2 separate regions of the Mus musculus genome follow, and region 1 is linked to region 2. Evidence: chromatin contacts called from ENCODE Hi-C or POLR2A ChIA-PET data. All regions are on one chromosome and are shown on one strand. Each heading gives the region's core, a stretch centred on a gene start or an enhancer-like site at or near the end of the contact. The rest is flanking DNA. Distances are from core to core; before and after follow the strand shown. Region 1 overlaps Cdc42se2 (CDC42 small effector 2). Region 2 holds the start of Cdc42se2 (CDC42 small effector 2).

What was found. A loop is a pair of places that touch in the nucleus more often than their neighbours do. ChIA-PET counts read pairs that join two places held with the same protein, here RNA polymerase II (POLR2A).
Region 1: a map of gastrocnemius shows a loop between it and region 2 (2.1-fold over the local background). The contact joins the enhancer-like site here to the promoter of Cdc42se2 in region 2. A Hi-C loop is called at or near these places in 4 of 37 maps with a recorded cell type or tissue (CH12.LX, gastrocnemius and heart). POLR2A ChIA-PET finds 5 or more read pairs at or near these places in 4 of 5 experiments (Patski and embryonic stem cell).

Annotation. Positions count from the first base shown.
Region 1 is chr11:54,747,930-54,754,576 of GRCm38, reverse strand. All of the region lies in intron 2 of Cdc42se2 (CDC42 small effector 2), which reads left to right. Among named protein-coding and RNA genes, the nearest start is that of Cdc42se2, 36 kb to the left of the region's middle. Within about 2 kb of position 2,825, at least 1 of the 3 ENCODE cell types and tissues checked has a DNase peak (open chromatin) inside an H3K27ac peak, as active enhancers do; it is gastrocnemius, where a contact is called at or near this core.
Region 2 is chr11:54,784,524-54,791,389 of GRCm38, reverse strand. It overlaps Cdc42se2 (CDC42 small effector 2), which reads left to right and starts at 3,687. Exons shown (of 6, transcript NM_178626.3): 1 at 3,687-3,830.

The DNA.
Region 1 (6,647 bases), core at 1,576-4,075, 36 kb after region 2:
AGGGTGGAGCATAATCCTCACTGTGAGTTTTGAGAAGAGATAATGAAATCCTTTATATCCTTTTCCATAGACCAGCATTTCAAAGACCCCATTTTCATAAGAATTGGTTGTGCAGCTGCAGCCCTGGCAACAAGGCTCTGGGGAAAAGAATTGGGGCAAATTTCCAAAAACAGGCCTCAGTGGTCTCCTATGGAGCTGTGCTAATGAACCAGATGAGAGCATAAAGCCTTCATAGAAGTAAGCCTCGTGCTGTGTGTTGGATAGATGTTGAAATCTTCCACATGTATTTTACTATTTAAAAGCTACCAAAGCTGTCATAGCTATTTATTCAAGAGCAGCTATGTTATAGTCTGAGTATAAAAAACTATCCTTACAAGTTAATATTTATTTCTGTGAATTATATCTAAAATATAGTTGTTGCTGCCCATTTTTGGTGAAGTCTAAATGTTTTCAAAACATGGTGCTAGATTTATCAGATATTTTAAAGATAAGATTTGCTGCTGAAGAGACTGCTTAATAGTTAAGAGCACTGGCTGTCTTTAAGAGGATCTTGGTGCAGGTTCCAGCACCCACATGGCAGCATACAACATTCTGTAATTCAAACTCCAAGGGATCTGAGGCCTTCTTCTGGTTTCTGTGGGTACCAGGCATACGCAGTGCACATGCATACATTTAGGTAAAACACTCATACGCATAAAATAAAAATAAGTATCTTTAAAAAGAACAAGCAACATTTTAGGTTTATTTTTAATAACGTTAGGTTTTAAATTGCCAGATTATTTTCATATAAATTTCCTGTGATTGTTGATTGTTCTAGAATGCTTTTAGGTAATACAATTTGTTAAACATATTTTTTTAACACTGACATAGCTGTAAAAGCTGTCATTAAGCCGTAATTCCGTAACTTCTTGGCCACCTGACATTAGGTTATACCTGGGTTTTTGTTTTTTATCCTGTTTTAAGAAGTATTTCAGTGAAGACTTTTAATGCACATGTTTTTTTTTTTTTTTTTTTTTTCCTTTCTCTTGAGTTCTTTATAGATTACTAATTGTGAAAATTCAGGTTGCTTTCATAAAAACACTGAAATTCACATATATGGCTTGCCAGTGCCTTAGTTATGTTTCTGTTTCTGTGCTGAGACACCACCTTCAAAGCAACTTACAGAAGAGTTTGTTTGGGGCACATGGCTTCAGAAGGTTAGAGTTTAAGACAGGGTCGTGGATGGAAAGGAACTGGTGGCTGGAGCAGCAGCTGACACACAACAGGAGGCAGAGGGCAAACTGGGAGTGACACTAGTCTTTTGAAACCTTAAAGCCTGCCCCCATTGACACACCTCCTTGAACAAGGTCACACCTCTTAATCCTTTCCAAACAGTTCCATCTTCAGGGGAACAAGTATTCAAACTTGAGCCTGTGGGGGCTATTCTCATTTCAGTCCCCTCAGACATTTTTCCTGTTCCCTTCCCAACACTGAACACAATCACAATTTAAAGTAGAATACATATGAAACAGTAGTTGCCTTTTGGGCTTTATGGCTTTTTTGTTGGTTTTTTGTTGTTTCTTTTGGTTTGCTTTTTGTTTTTTGTTTTTGAGCAGATTGTAGATTGGCTTTTTTGTTCTTGTTTTTTTGTTTTTTTTAAGACAGGATTTCTCTATGTGGTCCTGGCTATCCTGGAACTCACTCTGTAGACCAGGTTGGCCTGGAACTCTTGATATTGGCCTGCTTCCCAAGTGCTGGGATTAAAGGTGTGTACCAACATCACCTGTTAAAAAATAGTTTTAATATATATTTGAGTACAATGTTAAAAAAGACCTAGAGAGACATGCGGAGAAATACAGTAATATACCCTCTATGGGCTTCTCTAGAGAGTTTCCAAACATTTCTTTAATTAGAAGCAGTGAACATTTTACATTTGTCATCTTCCTCTGTGGGTTTTCATATTTGATATTTCTCTCCTGAAAATCCATGAGTTATTTTTGGCTAGTGCCCTCAAGTATCTCTCAAAAGTTAAGTTTCCCATTTACATACATATAGTGTAATGTGCTTTGGGTCCTGTTTATAGCCTGAACCTTCCTCATAGATTAATGCCCCTTCCTCTCTGTGTCCTTCTCCTTCTCTTTAAGAAAAGGTTTAGAATCCACACTAAGCCAGATGTTAGGCATTCTGTAGACACCGCTTCTCAGTTATCTGTTTCAACTATGAAGTTAATTTTGGTAATATAATTGGATGCAGATTTTTGTTAAAAAACATACAACTTAAGCCTGCTGTGTGTACAGTCCTAGCTACCATGGAGACTAAGGTGGGAATATTGCTTAAGCCCAGGAGTCCAGGTGAGCCTAGGCAGGACAGTTTAGGCTAAAAAGCCTCAAAATAAAGAATGTAGGAGGGATGAGGAGAGGGGTGGCGCTAGGAAGAGGATAGTGTTCCGAGTGAAGGGGTTTCAAACAGGGGGCTGGAGAGATGGCTGGGTGGTTACAGAGGAGCTACGTTCTGTTCCCAGCACCCATGTAGCTTACAACTCTGCATCATTCCTGTTCCAGAGGATCCAGTGCCCTTTCTTGATCTCCTAGGCAAAGCACTCATATACATAAAACAATAAATAGAAAAACACTTTAAATTGAAAAAATGGTTAAAGTAAGAGAACTCGTTACAGAGTGTGGTATAATTCTGTTGTCACAGATTATTATTTTTTTTTTTTTTAAAAAAAGGTTTCCACCTAAAAACTCATTTGACAGCTGAAATGCCTTATTTACTGGAGGAAAATATCAAGTTGGCAAGTCCGAGGGACTTGGCACCATGCACATAGGGATGAAGCGCAGGCCCAGATGAGCTCTTGTCCCTGGGGAGTAATCTGAACCAGGATTAAAGCTGTCCTCCACCCTGCCTTGTTTACACCCAGATAAGCCACTGCAGTTTGTGTTGAACTGGCTTTCACATCCCAAGGGACTGATAGGGACTTCTTTGCCTGGCCAGGAGGCATGGATTACACACACATCTTGTTTGTGAGACCTGCTCCGTTATGTCCCCTTTTGCTCGGAGGACATGCTAGAAGTAACTTGATAGTGAATGTCATTCCCTTCTAAACCTTTATGCACCTCAGACATCCAGAGCCTTCTGTTTGTAGAGGAGAAAACGTGACAAATAAATTTAGTATACAGTTGTTTTAGTGAGACTTATTGAGACTTACTAATTGATGCAATAACCAAGTTAGAGTTACTATTTGAACTCTCTACTAAGAGTTTTCTGTTGTACACTTAATATATTCTGTGGGCATATAAATTATGTATATATTTAAAATACTTTGGAAGATATCAGGACATTGCTATAGAAAGGAAGAATTAATTTAATTGGTTTATTTTTTTCTCTACCTTGATACCAGTTTTGCTTTATTTTCTCTTTTAAATATAAATGTAAATAGACACTTTTTTATGTGTGTTGCTCACTCTAAGAGAGGGAACCTGACTAGAAAAGTCTTTGTCCCCATTCTACTCAGGGTAGCACTAAGAAGGCCAAAGAGAAAAATGGTAGCGAGGGCAACAATAGTAACATAGCAACAGTAGTGAAAACCAGTTACATAGGAAAGGTATTAAACACACACAGCTCTGTAAACTTCCCAACCATATCTCTAGGCAGTCTGTATTTACTTACTGAATCCTCATGTGTACCAAAGAGATAGACAAAGAGATATGAAATCATTTCATAGAACAGCAAAATAAGGTGTACAAAGATCAAATATTCTGCAGTTCTAAGCCAATTTATTTGTGACATCTTAATGTGTAGCCCAGGCTGGCCTCCACTAACACTAGCACCAGCCAGCTGTTAAAATTCTAAACCAGCATTCCATACTCCTCTCTACCTTTCCTCTAGATACCAGGGTTCAGGGTGAATGGATGTATCCTGTCCATGTGGTATAATAATTCTAAGCCAAGGAGTTAAGTTAACATTCACACTTGAACTTAGGCATTTTACTTTGTGGCTGTCTAAACAACAGTAAATGCAAACTGCTCTTAGGGAGCACTGGACTCACATAGGAAACACAAGCCTCCAGTCATGATTAGTTCACAAAAGAGTTAAAGGTCAAACTGCAGTGATAGACTGATTCTAAAGTGTATGTAATAGGAAATAGGATGACCTCAGAAATCGGACTAACAGTAAAAGCAGGCACTTCCATTCCCAACTGCAGGTCTCACCTCGGTGGAGTTGGAGATTCACAGGGGACAAATTGAAGTACACATTGGATTATAGATACAAAATTAAACCTAGGAGAGCTAGAATAGACAGTTTATATGACTTTGAGGAATATGTTGACATTTCTTAGGCAGAACACAAATAATAAAAGATTTGATAGAGTTGATAGAGTTGATGCATCAGAGTTCATGCAAGCTAAACTCTCCAAAAGACATTTGTATGAAAGAAAAAGATATGAAAAAAATACTCATATGTAGTGGACAAGGGAATTGCTCTAGAGTATATAAAGAACATGGTTTAATTAGAGTGGAACTGAGATTACAGTAATAGTACATAACTAAATTTTTTGTTGTTGTTTTTGAGACAGGGTTTCTCTGTGCAGTCCTGGCTGTCCTGGAACTCACTCTGTAGACCAGGCTGGCCTCCAACTCAGAAATCCACCTGCCTCTGCCTCTCAAGTGCTGGGATTACAGGCATGCATCACCACTGCCCGGCTGAACATAACTAAATTTTAAAAATGGGCATTGGGAATCTGAAGAGGTGGCTCAGGTTTGGTCCTCACATCTGGGCAGTTCACAGCCTCTGAAGTTGAGAGCACCTGCATGCCCATACTCACATGGGACACATACATTCACATAGTTAGAAATAATAAAAATATATCTTTTAAAAATGTGCATAGATCTGAAAATACAGACCCAAGCAAAGTGTGTGAGTGTCAGTAAACATGAAAATATTTAATGGGGCTGGAAGGATGGCTTAACAGCCAAGAGTGCTTGCTTCTCTGCTAGTTGGTTCCTGGTGGCACCTAAGTAACCACGTGTAACTGTAGACCCAAGGGACCCGCAGGTGCCTGCACACACAGCATTCACTCACATGGATGCATACAAAGATAGTAAGATCTTTTTAAGAAAGAAAATATAATTAATATCATTAGTTACCAGGAAAGGGTAAATTAAACCAGAGGGACACTGCTGTCCACCTTAATGACTAAGATGAATGCTGACCGTAGCATAGAGAATGGCAGGATGTGGAGCAGTGGGCCTCTCACACATGACTGAAGGAAGGCAAAGTGATAAAACCAGGTCATGTCAGCATATGTACATGACTTAAAACTTTAAAAAATTTACATGCATCTATCTGTCTCTCCATTCATGCATTCATTTGCTTAGTGTAGATAGTGCCCACAGAGGCCAGAAGAGGGTGTTGGATCCCCTGGAGCTGGAGGCACAGGCACTACCTAACATAGGTGTTGAGAACTGAACTCTGCAAGCCATTTTTAACCACTGAGTCATCTCTCTAGCCCCATTAAATGCTGAGCATAGTCTGTCATCCATTTACATGAGTCAGTGGGAAAGACTAGTGTCTAACCAGTCATTTCCATAATTGCATGCACTCCTCTCTACTCTTTGAGACTAGTTCAGTACAGTGGCTTCTTTGGGCTTTGGTTAACCACACAGAAGTATATCTGTAAACAGTATACAGCTTATAGTATATAAAACTGTATATAGTATACAGTTGGAAACTCTTCCAAGAGATATTATATTATAAATCATGTTCAAAGAACAATTTCAAGCTGGGTGTGGTTGCCATTCCTATAAATTTAGCATGTAGGAAGTAGACCGACCAGAGGGCTGGAGAGATGGCTCAGCAGTTAAGACTGACTGCTCTTCCAGAGGTCCTAAGTTCAATTCCCAGTAACCACACGGTGGCTCACAACCATGTGTAGCGGGATCTGATGCCCTCTTCTGGTGTGTCTGAAGACAGTTGCCATACTCATAAATAAATAAATCTTAAGTGTTCAGGGTTGGGGCTGGCGAGATGGCTCAGTGGCTAAGAGTGCTGACTGCTTTTCCGAAGGTCCCGAGTTCAAATCCCAGCAACCACATGGTGGCTCACAACCATCCGTAACGAAATCTGATGCCCTCTTCTGGAGTATCTGAGGACAGCTACAGTGTACTTACATATAATAAATAAATAAATCTTTAAAAAAAAAAAAAAGAGTTCAGGGTCACTTGGGTCACATAAGACCCTGTCTCAAAAGGCTGAAAACAAGGGGCTTGGGAGATGGCTCCATTGGCAGTGTTAACTGTGCAAGCATGAGTGACCAAGTTTATTCCCAGCCTTCTATAAAAGCCAACGGGCACAGCAACATGTGCCTATATAACCTCAGAGCTAAGGAGCCTATCCTGGCTCCTGGCCAACCAAACTAGTTTAGTTCATGAGCTCCAGGTTCTGTAAGAGAGTGTGCCTCAAAAAAATACAATGGTGTGTGACTGAAGACACCTGATGTAACTTGGCCTTTATTGTAATGTGGAAAATAAGAGTCTGGGGAGATAGATTAGTTGATAAGGCAAGGACCAAAGTTTGATTCTTCAGAACCCACATTAAAATTATGGGGCTGGAGAGAGGGCTTGGGTTAAGAGCTCTCCTAGAGAACTCAAGTTCAGTTCCTAGCACCC
Region 2 (6,866 bases), core at 2,438-4,937:
GTATTGCAGTGTGTGCACATGTGCATGTATGCATGTACAGTGAGTGCATGTGTGGGTGTGCATTGCAGTGTGTGCATGTGTGCCTATGCATATTCAGTGAGTGCATGTGTGGCTATGCATTCACAGTGAGTGCATGTGTGGGTGTGCATTGCAGTGTGTGCATGTGTGTTATATAGAGGCCAGCGATTGACAGCACATATCTTTTATCATTTTCCATCTTGCTTTTAAGGATAGGGTCTCTCTTTCAGTGAGTCTGGGAATTGCCAACCAGGCTTATTGGGGATCCTCTCTTGCCTCTGCCTCCCCGTGCTGGAATTACAGGCTTTTTTCATGGGGGCTGGGGATGGAACTCAGTCCATCTGTACTGTACTGTACATCAAGTACTTTCCCTGACTGAACATTCTCCCCAGCCCCTGCTTTGAGATCTTCAAAAGAAGATTTATTCAATTTAGCAAAATTGCAGAATCAGGCCACTGCAGCAGCTATGTGAGCTCAGAAGAGATTAGGAGCTGGTTAGACCAACATGTTGCTTCTTGCTGTCCTTAGTGTTACCACTTGTTATGGATTAGGAAGTGCTTGAGACAGCTTTTTTTTGTACTTTACCAACTATGGTACTTATCAGTATCTTCAGAGGCAGGCCAGTGTGCAGTGATCAACAGTGGTGTCTGCTTTCTGTCCCTGTCCTTCTTTGGGAACAAGACTGTACATGGGAACAGTCTTAAAGACAGTGAAGACACATCCTGTCTCTGACTCTAGAAAATTCAGTGTTTGGTGTTATCATAATGACAAACTATATTTTGACATGATAAAATCCATTGTAAATGATTTTTGTGAAGAACAGCAAAATTTAACACTGGCCCCTTCCACCCTTCCTCCCAAACAGGGTCTCACTATATAGCCTTGGTTATATTAGAACTCACTATGTAGAACAGGTTGGCCTTGAATTCACAAGATCTGTTGGGATTAAAGATATGTTGTCACTGTGGCTGGCCTAAAACTTTATTTTTAAAAAAATCTGAATCATAAGGTATAATTTGTAGCTTTGTTTTAAATCATAAAGAATAAATCAAATAGGTAAAGAGACTGCTACTAATACAATATTGAGCAAACCATCATGTATATCCACTGTTAAACAATAGTATCATCTAAGCTAGGCCCATGCAAGTAATCTCAACATTTGAGAAGCAGAGGCAGGTGGATTGCCATGATTCAAGGTTACCCTAGACTGCAGAGCGAGTGCCAGGCCAGTCAAATCTCTGCATAGAGAGACCCTATGACAAGGACCCATAACAACAACAGCTGTAGCAATAAAACAATACCCATCTAATTGAATAGAATTGTGCCCTTAACAAAAGGGAATATGAATGGTCCTAGCAACCAAAATTAGATGTTGTTCAGTTTCTCTCTCTCTCCCTCTCTCCCTCACACAGGCAACTCTCTCTCTCTCTCTCTCTCTCTCTCTCTCTCTCTCTCTCTCTCTCTCTCTCACACACACACACACACACTTATTTATTTACTTGGTTTTTCAAGACAGGATTTCTTTGTATAGCCCTGACTGTCCTAAACCTTGCTCTGTAGACCAGGCTGGCCTTGAATTCATAGAGATCCACCTGCCTCTGTATCTTAAGTGCTGGGATTAAAAGCATAGGCCACCATCACCCAGATGCACACTTTTATAGAATATTAAATAATGTGTAACAATTCCCGTAAGGATTGCTACCTTTTATGGATAAGTGGTAGAAAATATTGTTTAAGGTGACCATATTTGCATGTCAAAGAACAATGCAAGCAATGTATGACACTTGGGAAGTTTTGGTTTTTTTTTTTTTTTTGGTCTTAGGAAAGTTTTTTCAAAACAGCATACCTTTAAGTACTATATCAAATTTTCTCTACCCTATCACATTATTCTTACTCAGTGAAATAGGGTACAGGGATGTCACTGGTCAAAAATTGCATCAAACATCAAGTAAATGGTTACTGTACACAAAAGAACTGAGAAGTCCAAATGTTTATGGTCTGATGTAGGTTAAAATCTAATGGTTGGTTGACTGGCAGAAAGTGGAATCAAGAGGAAACTGAAAATAAAATTGATTATTTTTGTTGTTGAACATCTTGGGGGTATTTAATTTTTTTTTCATTTCCTCTAGGCACTTGGGACTGATTAGTTGATTAGAACAGTTATCCCCAGCCTCAAAGGTCTGCATGTGTGTGGTACTCACCAAGCCAGAGCAAGGCCCTGGGTTTCACCTACAGCACTGCAGAAATCAAATCCAGCCAACCCAAACACCCAGCTTCTAGTGGGGAAGACAGGAGCAAAATTAACAGAATAAATTGTGCAGACTGTTCTGGGAACAGGAGAACAAGGGCAGATAGATGGGGGAAGGATTGAGCCTGTAGCAATGTAAAGAAGTGGGTTTAGGCTACGCATCATTGTTAAAGAAGATCTGAGTGGAGTTGAGGGGAGAAGGCAGACATTAGAGAATGTCCTAGTCCCTGAGTATAGACTGGACATTGCAAGCACCAGTGAGACTGGAGATGAATTCTGAGACCTATAGGGAAAAAAAAAAATCTCAGAGGCTTTGTCAGCCATTGTAAAGATGTTATCTTCTACAGTAACGGGAACACTGGTGGATTTTGATCGGATGAGACATGAGCTGACTCTCCTTGCGGGAGGATATTCTCCCTCTTGTTTTGACAACACAGTTTGTTGATGGTGGTCAGGGAGGTCATTTAAGAAAGCCACTGAAGTGTGACTGGGACCACGGATGACAGAAACAATGTAGATGAACAGTCTGATTTTCTTTTTGTTTGAATGTAGAACCACGCCAATTACCCTTATGGACAGAATGGATGTGAAATTGAGAATAAGAGGAACCAAGGAGTACTCCAGTTTTGTCACTGAACAAGCTAGAAATTTCCTATCAATAGTGATGGTCATGCAGCTCCCTGTCTGAGTATGTGTGGCTAGATTTCAGTGGGAAGGCGTCCATTTGTTTCTTGCTTCTGGGTGCCTAAAGTGTAAAGTTAATGTAGTCATAAAATGTGGTGGCTGAGGCAGGAGGACTGCTGTGAGTTCCAGGTCAGCCAGGGTTCTACTCCAAAAGTCCTTAAGCTTGTGACATACACTAGTAATCCCAGCGCTTGGGAGACGGAGGCAGGAGGATCACAAGATCCAGGCCATCCTTACCTATATAGTGAGTTTGAGGCCACTCTGGGGCTACAAAAAGGCCCTCCCTCAAACAACGTCAAAGCAAAACCAAAAAAAAAAAAAAAAAAAAAAAACCAAAAAAAAAAACGATCCCACAAGAAGTCACAGAGACGAACTTTTCAAATGCCAGGTAGATATTCTTGACTCTCCAATGAGTCAGTGATTCTGATTCCTTGAAAGTAACGTGATCTGAGCGTGAGAGACATCTGGTGCTGGCCAGCTCTGCCTAGCAGCGCCTTGCTCGCCCGGGCACGTCTACGGCTGGATCCGGACAGGAAGGTGCTGTGGCGCGAGGCAGCGGCATCCATCTTCCCCGTAGCCCACCCAGCGGTCACTCTTTGCGCGCCTAGCATCCCCTAGGTCTCGCCACTCCCTCACTGGGCGGGGCCTCACAGCTACCAGCCCGCCTACTGGGGGGGGACAGGGCGTGTCCTTGTAGTGGGGGCGTAGCCGCGCAGCCGCACACACCGCTTGTGGCTCCGCCTCTGCGCGCCAGAGCCTAGGCGGGAGGGCGGAGCCCGAAGCGGGGAGCGCAGCTGCTTGGTGTGTGGAGATCCTGGAAGCTTCGGAGCCGGCGCTCGGAGCCGCGCGGCTGGAGCAGGCGGCGGAGACAAAGGCGACGGTGAGTGAGGGAGAGGGCCCCACGTTGGCCCCGCCGCCCGAGGCGCCAAGTGTAGGGTCGCCACTCGGAAGGTTGAGGGCGAGCGCGGCCCGGGCCTCTCCGCGCTGCGGACTGGGGCAGCAGACTGGGGCTGCGGACTGACTGAGGCTGCGGCGGCTCCATTTTCCAGTCTGGGCGAGGTCCTCACGCGAGGACCGGCGTATGGTTCTCTTCATTCTCCGTGAGGCCAGCTTTCACCGTAGCCTGCACCTTCCCGATGGGGGAGGCGCTACGGACCCCTCCCCCAGTCCGCAGCCCCGCCAGTCTGGACCGGCGCGGAGCGGCTGGGCTCCCGAACCCCGACTCCCGCCCGGCCTGCCTGGGACCCCGAGAGAGGAAGCCGGGCCACTGCCTCGCAGTCGCTGCGGCGACTCTTACAGGTTGTTGCACCGGGAGCTCGCGGCCACGGTGGTGAGCATTACTAACGGGTGTGGTAGGTAGCGGCTCGCTGACGTCCGCATTTCGAGCTGAGGAGCAGCCCGGTGCCGGCTGATTTCAGGCAACCCTGGGAATTCCGTTTTAGCGGCAGTGATTGCTACTGCCGAGCTTTCCTGGAGGAGTTTGGTAGTGATGTGCAGAGCGCAGCACTGAGACGTTCTGGGCCTGGGAGTACAGCTCAGTGGTAGGGAACTTGCCTTGCATGTAGGAGGCGGCCCAGAGTAGTTCAGTTCCCCAGTACTCCCACCCGCCACAAAAAGAGGGGGGGGGGGGAAGAAAGAAAGAAAGAAAATTAAATGCTCTTAAAGGACCCTTGCTTAGTAAAATATTGATATAATGAATGAATCTTAAAACACCACACAGAACTGTTCCTACTAGTAAGATGAGGCACATAGCTTCTTGACTCAGATAAAGGACTATTGGAAAGAATGCCTAGCAAGTTTCTGTCCCCCATCCCCATGTAAACTATTAATAATTAGTTGGTCATTATTGCCAGCCAGCATAGCAGATAGTACCTTTGAGATGTGAAATTTTTGAGAGAAGTTGGCTTACAGATTTCTGTTTCTCAGCAGGCCTGATTTCTCCTTTTCTTTGAAAATAATTGAGAAAGATGTTTGGGGTGCATTTTGAGGTCTAGCTTTCTATGTAGTAGGAGTAAAGATGTGTGTGGGCTTTGGAGGGACTGTGGCATGGTCAGTCTTGGATCTCTATGAGCCAGGGAGAGAGAGCTCTGAACTTTAGGGGAGGGGATCTAATGTCGCCTTGGTGGTTAAACATCACAGTTTACCCAGCATACTCATTAGACACATATTAAGCACAGAGAGATTTTTGAATTCTGTTTGTGGAAGGGAACAAAACCTGGAAATGTTTCTCTCTTAAGCTTGAGCATGAAGTTCATTATGTAGTATCGATGTAGCAAGTAAGGACCTCCCCAGACCCCTAGGGCTACTTCACTTGGAAAAATGGCTGGTGAACTTCAGGAAGTGTTCATTCATAGCATCCTACTTAAAAGTTAATGAGTAACTTTTTAAGGCCACGATTATTGGGTTATGGTTTCATTTGTCAGCTTAATAAAAATCCCAGTAGGTTTTAAAGCGACAGGAAGAATGGTTTCAACAAGATGGTGTTTTATTTTTCTCCTGAACTAGATTTTGATGCAGTGTTTTTATTGATAGTGTGATTCCAGTTCTGTTTCAGTAATAATCTTTGTAATAACATTTTCTGTATTAAAAAAAAAAATCTCTGCTCTGTGGTTAAACCAGCACTTGCTGCTTATCTAGAGGATTGGAGTTAAGTTCCTAACACCCACACCTGATGGCTCACAACTGTCTGTAATGGGGATATGATGCCCTCTTCTGGTCTTCATGGAGCACCAGAATACAGGTGACATACACACACATACACATAATTACAAAACAGTAACGAGAGAGAGAGAGAGAGAGAGAGAGAGAGAGAGAGATCGATCCCCAAAGATGGGCAGGGAATGTGGGTCAGTTGACATGAAGTCGTTCATTCAATCACCACAAGCAGTATGATAGTGGGAGCCTTACTACCAACACCTGTAATGGTGGAGGCAGAGGGATCATGAGTGTAAGGCCGTCTTTGGCCTATATATCACAAACGTAAGGCCAGTCTGAACTATATGAGACCCAAAAGATAACAAGGTAAATTAGTAGATTTCTTTTGTTTTGGATATTTTAGCCATTTTATTTTATTTCATTTTTAACAGAGCAGGGATGTGGCTATGGTAGTATAGTTTCCTAGTATGTGTGTACCAGGCTCTGTCTTCCATCTTCAGTACCACAAAAAGAATGGAGTTGATGGGTAGAAAAAAAGAAATATCTTAAATAAAGTACCTTTCCAACATTTTTGTTTTGTCTGCGTGTTTATCATAAAAAAATACACTATTGACTAAATAGTGTTGACAAGAGAAGAATTATTAGTAATAATATGTGGTGCTGTTTGGACTTCCTTCTAGAAGTACAACTATGATAAAACTGTATATTAAAATGCAGGTGTGGGCTAGGCACTGGTATGCACCTTTAATCACAGCATTTGGGAGGCAGGAGGCAGGTGAATCTCTAAGTTTAAGGCCAGCCTGGTCTACATACCTAGTTCCAAGCCAGCTAGAGCCACAGAATGAGACCCTGTCTCAAAAGGGTTGGGGGGAGATGTAGGCCGAGGATATACTGTAGTTGTCAATTTGTTTAGCATATGTGAGGCCTTGCTTGCTTGGTTGCTTTATCAAGTTCCAGTCTAGCCTGAGCTACATGACACCCTATTTAAAAACAAAACCAACCAGTAAAACAGCCCCCTCAAAAAATAAAAATTACCACCTCCCAAATAACCAAACCAAACCAAACAGTGATGACTTCTATAGCCTGGTTGATAAGAGTTTTTTCCCAGTGTGCAGAAGCCCTGGCTTGGCGGTGCACTGCTGCATTGCCTCAGGAAGATCGAGGTGGAGAACAGCATTGTGTTTTCTATGAACATGAAGTTTCTGTTGTCTTTGTTGTTGATGTTTTGGGGTGAGACTGAGCCAGGGCCTCATGTGTTCTC